Linked DNA regions of Homo sapiens: region 1 is linked to region 2. A link is an interaction called in ENCODE POLR2A ChIA-PET data of the cell type or tissue named here. Cell type or tissue: CD4-positive, alpha-beta T cell. All regions are shown on one strand. Links, peaks and the distances in the headings refer to the core of each region. The heading gives the core; the rest is flanking DNA.

What was found. Peaks named below come from ENCODE experiments on the same cell type or tissue, not always from the same donor. Only the 100,000 strongest peaks of a DNase experiment are listed, where the experiment ranks them.
Region 1: POLR2A ChIA-PET joins it to region 2 with 5 read pairs; 11 of 35 experiments call an interaction of 5 or more read pairs at or near these places.

What each region holds. Positions count from the first base shown.
Region 1 is chr7:158,840,783-158,845,172 of GRCh38, forward strand. It overlaps a transcript of DYNC2I1 not described here. Among named protein-coding and RNA genes, the nearest start is that of ESYT2, 13 kb to the left of the region's middle. In CD4-positive, alpha-beta T cell, for the core only: no CTCF peak of the experiment used is centred there; no DNase peak of the experiment used is centred there.
Region 2 is chr7:158,710,726-158,715,115 of GRCh38, forward strand. No RefSeq gene overlaps it. Among named protein-coding and RNA genes, the nearest start is that of NCAPG2, 8.1 kb to the left of the region's middle. In CD4-positive, alpha-beta T cell, for the core only: no CTCF peak of the experiment used is centred there; a DNase peak (open chromatin) is centred at 1,806.

The DNA of each region.
Region 1 (4,390 bases), core at 308-4,307, 130 kb after region 2:
CTGTTGTGAACTGCAGGGAAGCCTGCTCCAGGACGACAAGAGCCTGTGCTGGGGCCGTGTGGCCAGAGAGAGCTCCGTGCTTCATCAGGAACCACGGCCAGCCCACTGGCTGGAGCAGAGAGCAATGCCCACGGAGGCCACAAGCCTCCTGACTGTCCCTGGGTTCCACTCCCTCTCCACCAGCCCATCCTGCAACATGCAATTACAGCATGCTTTCCCATTTCAGTGACTTACACTTTAAATTTTAATCTTTGTATCACAACATTCAAGGCCCTTTACAAATGGGATCATGCCTACTTTTCAGCCTCATCTCCAACTGTCCCCCAACTCCCAGTCACAAAACACATGCCATGTACCATAGATTGTAGGTCTGCAAATATATATATATATATATATATATATATATATATATATATATATATATATATATATATATATATTTTAGACAGAGTCTTGCACTGTCACCCAGGCTGGAGTGCAGTGGTGCAATCTCAGCTCACTGCAACCTCCACCTCCCGGGTTCAAGCAATTCTCCCCACCTCACTCAGCCTCCTGAGTAGCTGGGATTACAGGGTGTGTGCTACCATGCCCAGATAATTTTTGTGGTTTTGGTAGAGACGAGGTTTCACCGTGTTGGTCAGGCTAGTCTCAAACTCCTGACCTCAGGTGATTCGCCTGCCTCAGCCTTCCAAAGCACTGGGATTACAGGCGTAAGCCACCACGCCCGGCCCCAGATAGTATTTTATTTAGTTTTCTATTTCTAGCATTCTGTCACTTCCTAGGGTATCAAATGAACTCTGTATGTCACCTAGTGAATAAATAAAAATGATGGAAGAAATATTATAAGATAGAATGTAACTGATTGGGAAATGAGCTATTCAGAAAATAATTGTTTTGGGTCCTTTTCTAGTCATAAATCCATTTATTCAGCAAATATGGTGGAGCACAGTGAAAAAGAAGACAGCGTCGCAAAGCTCTGTGGATGTGGCGCCTTTGGGAAACTCTAGGTTGCTCTATTTGGCAATGAGGGAGTGCCGCAGAAGTGAGGTTGACGTGAGGTTCACATTTTAGATGGTTCTGTCTGCTGGAGTGGGGAAGAATGGGCAGATTTAAGGTATAATTCAGAAGTCCTCTGATGGGAGCTTGTGACTGCCGGTGGAAGCTCAGGATGCGGATCTTAAGAGCTAGGCCTGGGGCATCCACGTCGTGTGTGACATTTCCAGATCCTGTGGCTGGCAAGGTATTTTGTTTGTTTGTTTGTTTTGAGACGGAGTCTTGCTGTCTTGCCCAGGCTGGAGCGCAGTGGCACCATCCCAGCTCACTGCAAGCTCCGCCTCCAGGATTCAAGCGATTCTCCTGCCTCAGCCTCCTGAGTAGCTGGGACTGCAGGCACCCGCCACCATGCCCGGCTAATTTTTGTATTTTTAGTAGAGATGGGGTTTCACCATATTGGTCAGGCTGGTTTCAAACTCCTGACCTTGTGATCCACCTGCCTCAGCCTCCCAAAGTGCTGGCATTACAGGCATGAGCCACCACGCCCAGCCGGGGCTGGCAGTTTTATTCCTCACATTCAACCTGACATTCAACAAAGAGTAGGCAGCTCTTCTAGTGTCACCGTTTCCTCAGCCGACATAGTGTGACCTGGTTAGGAAGGTGGGCTTTAGCCTCAGTCCGTCCACCTGCTTCTCTGAGTGACCTTGGGCAAGCTAATTAGCCTTTCTGGCCTGCAGTCTCCTCATACACTTATGGCATGATAATTAAATGAATTACCAATGGCCCGCACTGAGTTTGGTGCCTTGCTTGGAGCAGTCACTAAATAAATGATAGCTGTCACAGACACCTTTCCTGTCTTCCTTTTCGCTCATGTCAAGTGCTGATGAGTGGAAGTGAAGAAGGTCATAGTGACGTGTCTGACACCCGAATGCAGGAAATGAGAAAGGTTTATTGATTCTGCTCTTAATTTCTGTAAGGCAAAGAGCTGAGTTATTGGCCTTTGTGTCTGAAGCAAGTAGAAAGATATAAAACTGTAAGCTGATTCATAATAGTATGTGAGTTAAAATAGTGTCTGCAAAGCAGACACCATGTTGTGTATCTGTATTTTCTGTCTACAGAAAGACCATGAAATCAAAGCACAGAGTATTAGTAGATGTCCACTCAGATGCTCCTTAACACAGGATTTGAGATTCTACTCTCTGTGAGGACAGTAAGTGGAATCTTCTCTAAGTAACATCCACATACTGGAGCAAATGCAGATTACATAAACAGCTAAGTATCAACAGGACCTCCGCTCCACCTTGCTGAAGATTGGCTTTTTTTGTTTGTTTGTTTTTGAGATGGAGTCTTGCTCTGTTGCCCAGGCTGGAGTGCAGTGGCACAATCTCAGCTTACTGCAGCGTCCACCTCCCGGGTTCAAGTGATTCTCCCACCTCAAACTCCTGGGTAGCTGGGACTAGAGGTGTGTGCCACCATGCCCGGCCAGTTTTTTTTTGTTTTTCGAGATGGAGTTTCGCTCTTGTTGCCCAGGTTGGAGTTCAGTGGCATGATATCAGCTCACTGCAACCTCCACCTCTCAGGTTCAAGCAATTCTCCTGCCTCAGCCACCTGAGTAGCAGGGATTACAGACACCCACCACAACGCCTAATTTTTTTTGTATTTTTAGTAGAGACGGGGTTTTGCCATGTTGGCCAGGCTGGTCACGAACTCCTGACCTCAAGTGATCTGCCCACCTTGGCCTCCTGAAGTGCTAGGATTACAGGTGTGAGCCACCGCACCCAGCCTCATTTTTGTATTTTTTGTAGAGATGAGGTTTTGCTATGTTGGTCAGGCTGGTCACAAACTCCTGACCTCAAGTGATCTGCCCACCTCAGCCTCCCAAAGTACTGGGATTATAGGCTGAGCCACCGTGCCCAGCCAAGATTGGCTTTTATGTTTAAGCTGTAAATTACAAACTAAAACGTGACAGAGGCATATCTCAGTAGATTTAGGGATTTATTTTGCTGAGGTTGAAGACAAGCCAGGGAAAAAGAGACACAAGTTACAGTAGGATCTGTGTCCTGTGCTTTTTCCAAAGAGGGTTTTGGGAACTTTAATATTTAAAGGGGAATGTGCAAGCAGGAGGGGAAGAAAAAAGGAAGGAAAAAGGAGAGAGGGTAGGCAGTGAGGCAGTGGTTACATTCCTGTGAGGCACCGGTGAGTGTGAATCTACTTTACATGTGGAAAGAAAGGAATTGCAGGAAAGTCAATCATGCATTCTTCTCCAGCTCAATGGATCTATATTTTGCATGAAATAAAGTAAGCATGTGAATTACAGCCATCGGTTTGGGAACAAAAGGAAGGCAGTCTCTCTCCTCTCTCTCTCGTTTTTCTTTCACCTTGCAGGAAGTTTTCGCCTGACTCAGTTCCCAAGTGAGTTTGGGGTCCTGAGATTTTCCTTTCACAAAGGGAAATACATTTGAGATATGGAATACTTGTCTTAACGTTTCTTTCCTCTCCTCTCTTGTGTTCGTTAACCAAAATGCAAGAATCTCAGTCTGGTTTACTAAGCCAGACCTGGAGGGCACCTTTGGGAAAAACGTGGGTCATCGGTGCAGATGTCACTACTGACCCTGAGGAGGTTTTCAGGAGGTCTCATGTTTACTCATTTCCTTAAAGGGGGAGAGCGCGTGGGAATTGGGGTGGGTGGGTGATAAGGAAAATGGTCACGTTCTTGTGAGACTTCATTTAGTGCTAGTAAATCTACATTTTACACAAGATAAAGTGAAAGTTTTAAGAAAAAATGGAGTAAAGGAAGAATCAATTATGCAATCCTCTCTGGGGAGGTGGAGGAAAAATTGCTCTCATTTTTTTTCTTTTTTTTTGAGATGGAGTTTCGCTCTTGTTGCCCAGGCTGGAGTGCAATGGTGCAATCTTGGCTCACCACAACCTCCACCTCCAGGTTCAAGCGATTCTCCTGCCTCAGCCTCTCGAGTAGCTGGGATTACAGGCATGCACCACCACACCCAGCTAATTTTGTATTTTTAGTGGAGATGGGGTTTCTCCATGTTGGTCAGGCTGGTCTCGAACTCCCGACCTCAGGTGATCCACCTGCCTCAGTCTCTCAAAGTGTTGGGATTGCAGGCGTGAGCCACTGTGCCCAGTCTAATTGCTCTCGTTCTATCTTTGTTCTGCACCTGGGAAGATCAGCTTGTGTAAACCAAAAATAAAATTCTAGGGCCCCCCAACCATCTAGATGGACCTCTCCTCTTGGCCAAGGGCATTCCAAAGTTAACATGAATAATTCTCTCTTTCTCTATTTTCTTTTCTGCTTGCTTTAAATCTGCTGTTACTTTTCTTCTGAGATAAAAATCACTGTTTGGATCCAACTGGTTTATTGTTGTTGTTGTTTTACAAA
Region 2 (4,390 bases), core at 224-4,223:
CCATCAACAGACAAATGGAGAAACACAGTGTGGTCTTTTCCCACAATAGAATATGACTCAGCTGTAGAAGGAATGAGGCTCTGACACCCCTACAGTGCAGATGACCCTTGAAACATCATGCTCAGTGAGAGAAGCCAGACACGGAGGTCACGGATTGTAGGACTCCATTTATATGGAAGGTCCACATGACTGTAAAATCCACAGAGGCAGGAAGCAGATTAGGTGTTGCCAGAGACTGAGGAGAGGGCGTGGGGAGTGACTACTAATGGCTGTGGTTTTGGGGTGACGAAAATTATCTAAAATTAGATAGTGGTGATGGTTGCACAACCTTGTGGGTTTACTAAGGCCACACAGTTGTATGCTTAAAAGGGTAAATTTTATGGTATAAAACTGTATCTCAATAAAGCTGTTATTAAAAATTCACGGCTGGGCGCGGTGGCTCATGCCTGTAAACCCAGCACTTTGGGAGGCTGAGGCAGGCGGATTACGAGGTCAGGAGATCGAGACCATCCTGGCTAACATGGTGAAACCCCGTCTCTACTAAAAATACAAAAAAATTAGCCGGGTGTGGTGGCGGGCACCTGTAGTCCCAGCTACTCGGGAGGCTGAGGCAGGAGAATGGCGTGAACCCGGGAGGCGGAGCTTGCAGTGAGCCGAGATTGCGCCAATGCACTCCAGCCTGGGCGACAGAGCAAGACTCCGTCTCAAAAAAAAAAAAAAAAAAAAAAAAATTCACGGCCGGGCGCGGTGGCTCATGCCTGTAAACCCAGCACTTTGGGAGGCTGAGGCAGGCGGATTACGAGGTCAGGAGATCGAGACCATCCTGGCAAAACCCCGTCTCTACTAAAAATACAAAAAAATTAGCCAGGCGTGGTGGCGGGAGGCTGTAGTCCCAGCTACTCAGGAGGCTGAGGCAGGAGAATGGCATGAACCCGGGAGGCGGAGGTTGCAGTGAGCCGAGATCGCACCACTGCACTCCAGCCTGGGCGACAGTGCGAGACTCCCTCTCAAAAAAAAATTTATGACTGGTCATGGTGGCTCAGGCCTGTGGGTGGATCACCTGAGGTCAGCAGTTCGAGACCAGCCTGGCCAACATGGCAAAACACTGTCTCTACTAAAATACAAAAATTAGCTGGGTGTGGTGGTGGGCACCTGTAATCCCAGCTACTCGGGAGGCTGAGGCGGGAGAATCACTTGAACCTGGGAGGCAGAGGTTGCAGTGAGCCGAGATCACGCCATCACACTCCAGCCTGGGCAACGGAGCAAAACTCCATCTCAAAAAGAAATTAATTTACTAAAAATAAATAAATAAAAATTTACCAGCAAGAGTATGAATAGAGAGGAGCCAAGGTGGGGATTCGGATCTGGTGAGCTGAGGGGAAGGGGATGCAGTGCTGGTGGCACCAGGCACAGTCAAGCCCATATCCATGGGTCTGGCCTCAGGGACAACGTGAGCCAGAGTCCTGGGTGGTGCCACAGGGCAGAAAGATGTTATAAAGGCTTCCTAAGGGTCGTGGTATCTAAACAGACTCGAGAACACTCACTGTCAATCCTGAACACAACTTAAAATCGCCGAGTTCTTAAAACCAAAAAACCTAGCCCTACCCCAGACCAATTAAGTCAGAATCGCTGGCGGTGGGCTGGACAGAGTGATTCCATTGTGTAGCCAGAGTGTAGGTTTGAATGCTGCCGGGGGCTTGAAGCTGGAAGGGAGAGGGGCCTGCCAGGCAGAGGGCGGCATGTGAGTGCCAGGCAAACACGGGCATTGCCAGCATAGACTGGCAAGGGGTGAAACAAGCTGGAAACAGGAACTGTCGCCGGGGTTCACACCAGGAAGTTGGGGTTTATTCAATGGGTGGTGGAATCTCTCTGAAGTTTTTTTTTTTTTTTTTTTTTTTTTTGAGACGGAGTCTCGCTCTGTCGCCCAGGCTGGAGTGCAGTGCCGCAATCTCGGCTCACTGCAAGTTCTGCCTCCCGGGTTCTCGCCATTCTCCTACCTCAGCTTCCCGAGTAGCTGGGACTACAGGCGCCCGCTGCCATGCCCAGCTAATTTTTTGTTGTTGTTGTATTTTTAGTAGAGACGGGATTTCATCATGTTAGCCAGGATGGTCTCGATCTCCTGACCTCGTGATCCACCCGCCTCGGCCTCCCAAAGTGCTGGAATTACAGGCATGAGCCACTGCGCCTGGCCCTCTCTGAAGTATTTTAAGAACGAGTGTGACGTGTCTCTGAGAAATCCCTGGGGGCAATGGGCCCACGTAGGTGCTGGCGGGAGGGACCCAGCCAGGCAGCCACGGGTGACAGGCATGACTCCCAGCCAGGAAAGTCCTTCCTCGGATGCCGCACTGAGGAGTGAGTTCTGGCTGCTGCCTCCACCTCACAGCAGGCAGGGGTCTTCACAGCCACTGCATGCCCAAGACTACCCAGGCCAATGGACTAGAATGTCAATCTTTAAAATGCCTGAAGGGGGCCAGGCGTGGTGGCTCACACCTGTAATCCCAGCACTTTGGGAGGCCAAGGCGAGTGGATCACTTGAGGCCAGGAGTTCAAGACCAGCCTGGCCAACACGGTGAAACCCCATCTCTACTAAAAATACAAAAAATGAGCCTAGTGCAGTGGCATGTGCGTGTAATCCCAACTACTTGGGAGGCTGAGGCAGGAGAATTGCTTGAACCTGGGAGGCAGGGGTTGCAGTTAGCGGAGATCGCACCATTGCACTCCAGGCTGGGCAACAAGAGCAAAACTCTGTCTCAATTAAAAAAAAAAAAAAAAAGGCCGGGTGCGGTGGCTCATGCCTGTAATCCCAGCACTTTGGGAGGCCAAGGCGGGCAGATCACAAGGTCAGGAGATCGAGACCATCCTGGTCAACATGGTGAAACCCCGTCTCTACTAAAATACAAAAAAAAAAGTAGGCATGGTGGTGCACGCCTGTAGTCCCAGCTACTTGGGAGGCTGAGGCAGGAGAATAGCTTGAACCTGGGAGACGGGTTGCAGTGAGATCGTGCTACTGCACTCCAGCCTGGCGACAGAGTGAGACTCCATCTCAAAAAAAAAGAAAAAAAAAGATTGATAGTACACACTAAGCAATGAAAAGAATTAATTAAGATAAATCCATACCTATGTAAGTTACAATGGAATTGTAGAACATCAAGCTATTTTTAAAGGCCTAAAACCTTTCAGACAGAAAAGACAGATTGCTTAAAGAGATGTGAATGATTTAATAATTATTGGATGTGAAGATTATTACAAACAATAATCATCAACAGTAAATACCAGAAGGCAAGTGCTGGAGAAAAGTAACTGCCAACTCAGAATTTTAAAACCAGCCAACTAATTATTCAAGGAAAAGGGCAAATAAAGACATTTTCAGTCCTTAAAAGACCAAGGGAATCAGTACCCAGAGACTCTCCATAAAGAATTATTAAAGAAGAAAAGTCAACTCAAGGAAAGCTATGGAATCCAGGAAATAAAAACAAGCACAGAAATTGCCCATCTGCACCCTTAGATGTTATTAACAATCACTATAAAGTGATAATGACTTTTTTGCATTGAAAAAGATTGGAACTGGCCGGGCGCAGTAGCTCACGCCTGTAATCCCAGCACTTTGGGAGGCCAAGGTGGGTGGATCACGAGGTCAGGAGATCGAGACCATCCTGGCTAACACGGTGAAACCCTGTCTCTACTAAAAATACAAAAAATTAGCCAGGTGTGGTGACAGACGCCTGTAATCTCAGCTACTCAGGAGGCTGAGACAGGAGGACGGCGTAAACCCGGGAGGCGGAGTTTGCAGTGAGCTGAGATTGCGCCACTGCACTCCAGCCTGGGTGACAGAGAGAGACTCCATCTCAAAAAAAAAAAAAAAAAAAAAAGGAAAAATATTGGAACTAAAACTCTGGAAGAGCACACACTGAGTTGTAGTATCTACGGTCCTTTGTGTTTAGAAAGACAGATACCGAAAGAGTTTAACCAATCAAATAATATCACCTACAGCTTCCAAACAGCAAAGGAAAAAATATATAAAACTCTATCAATCCAAAGGTAGGAAAGAAGAGCAAGGAAGCAAAAGAAAAGGTAAAAATAAAACCTCAAGTAAGATCATAGAAATAAGTGTAAATATGCCACTATTCATAACTAATGTAGAAAGGTTAAATTCTTAATTTTAAAAAGAGATTAAATCGGATAACATAACATATTCCAGCTATGTGTATCTTATTCAAGATATAATTAAAACAGGCCAGGTACAGTGGCTCATGCCTGTAATCCCGGCACTTTGGGAGGCCGAGGCGGGCGGATCACGAGGTCAGGAGATTGAGCCCATCCTGGTGAACAGGGTGAAACCCCGTCTCTACTAAAAATACAAAAATAAATAAATAAATAAAATAAAAGATAT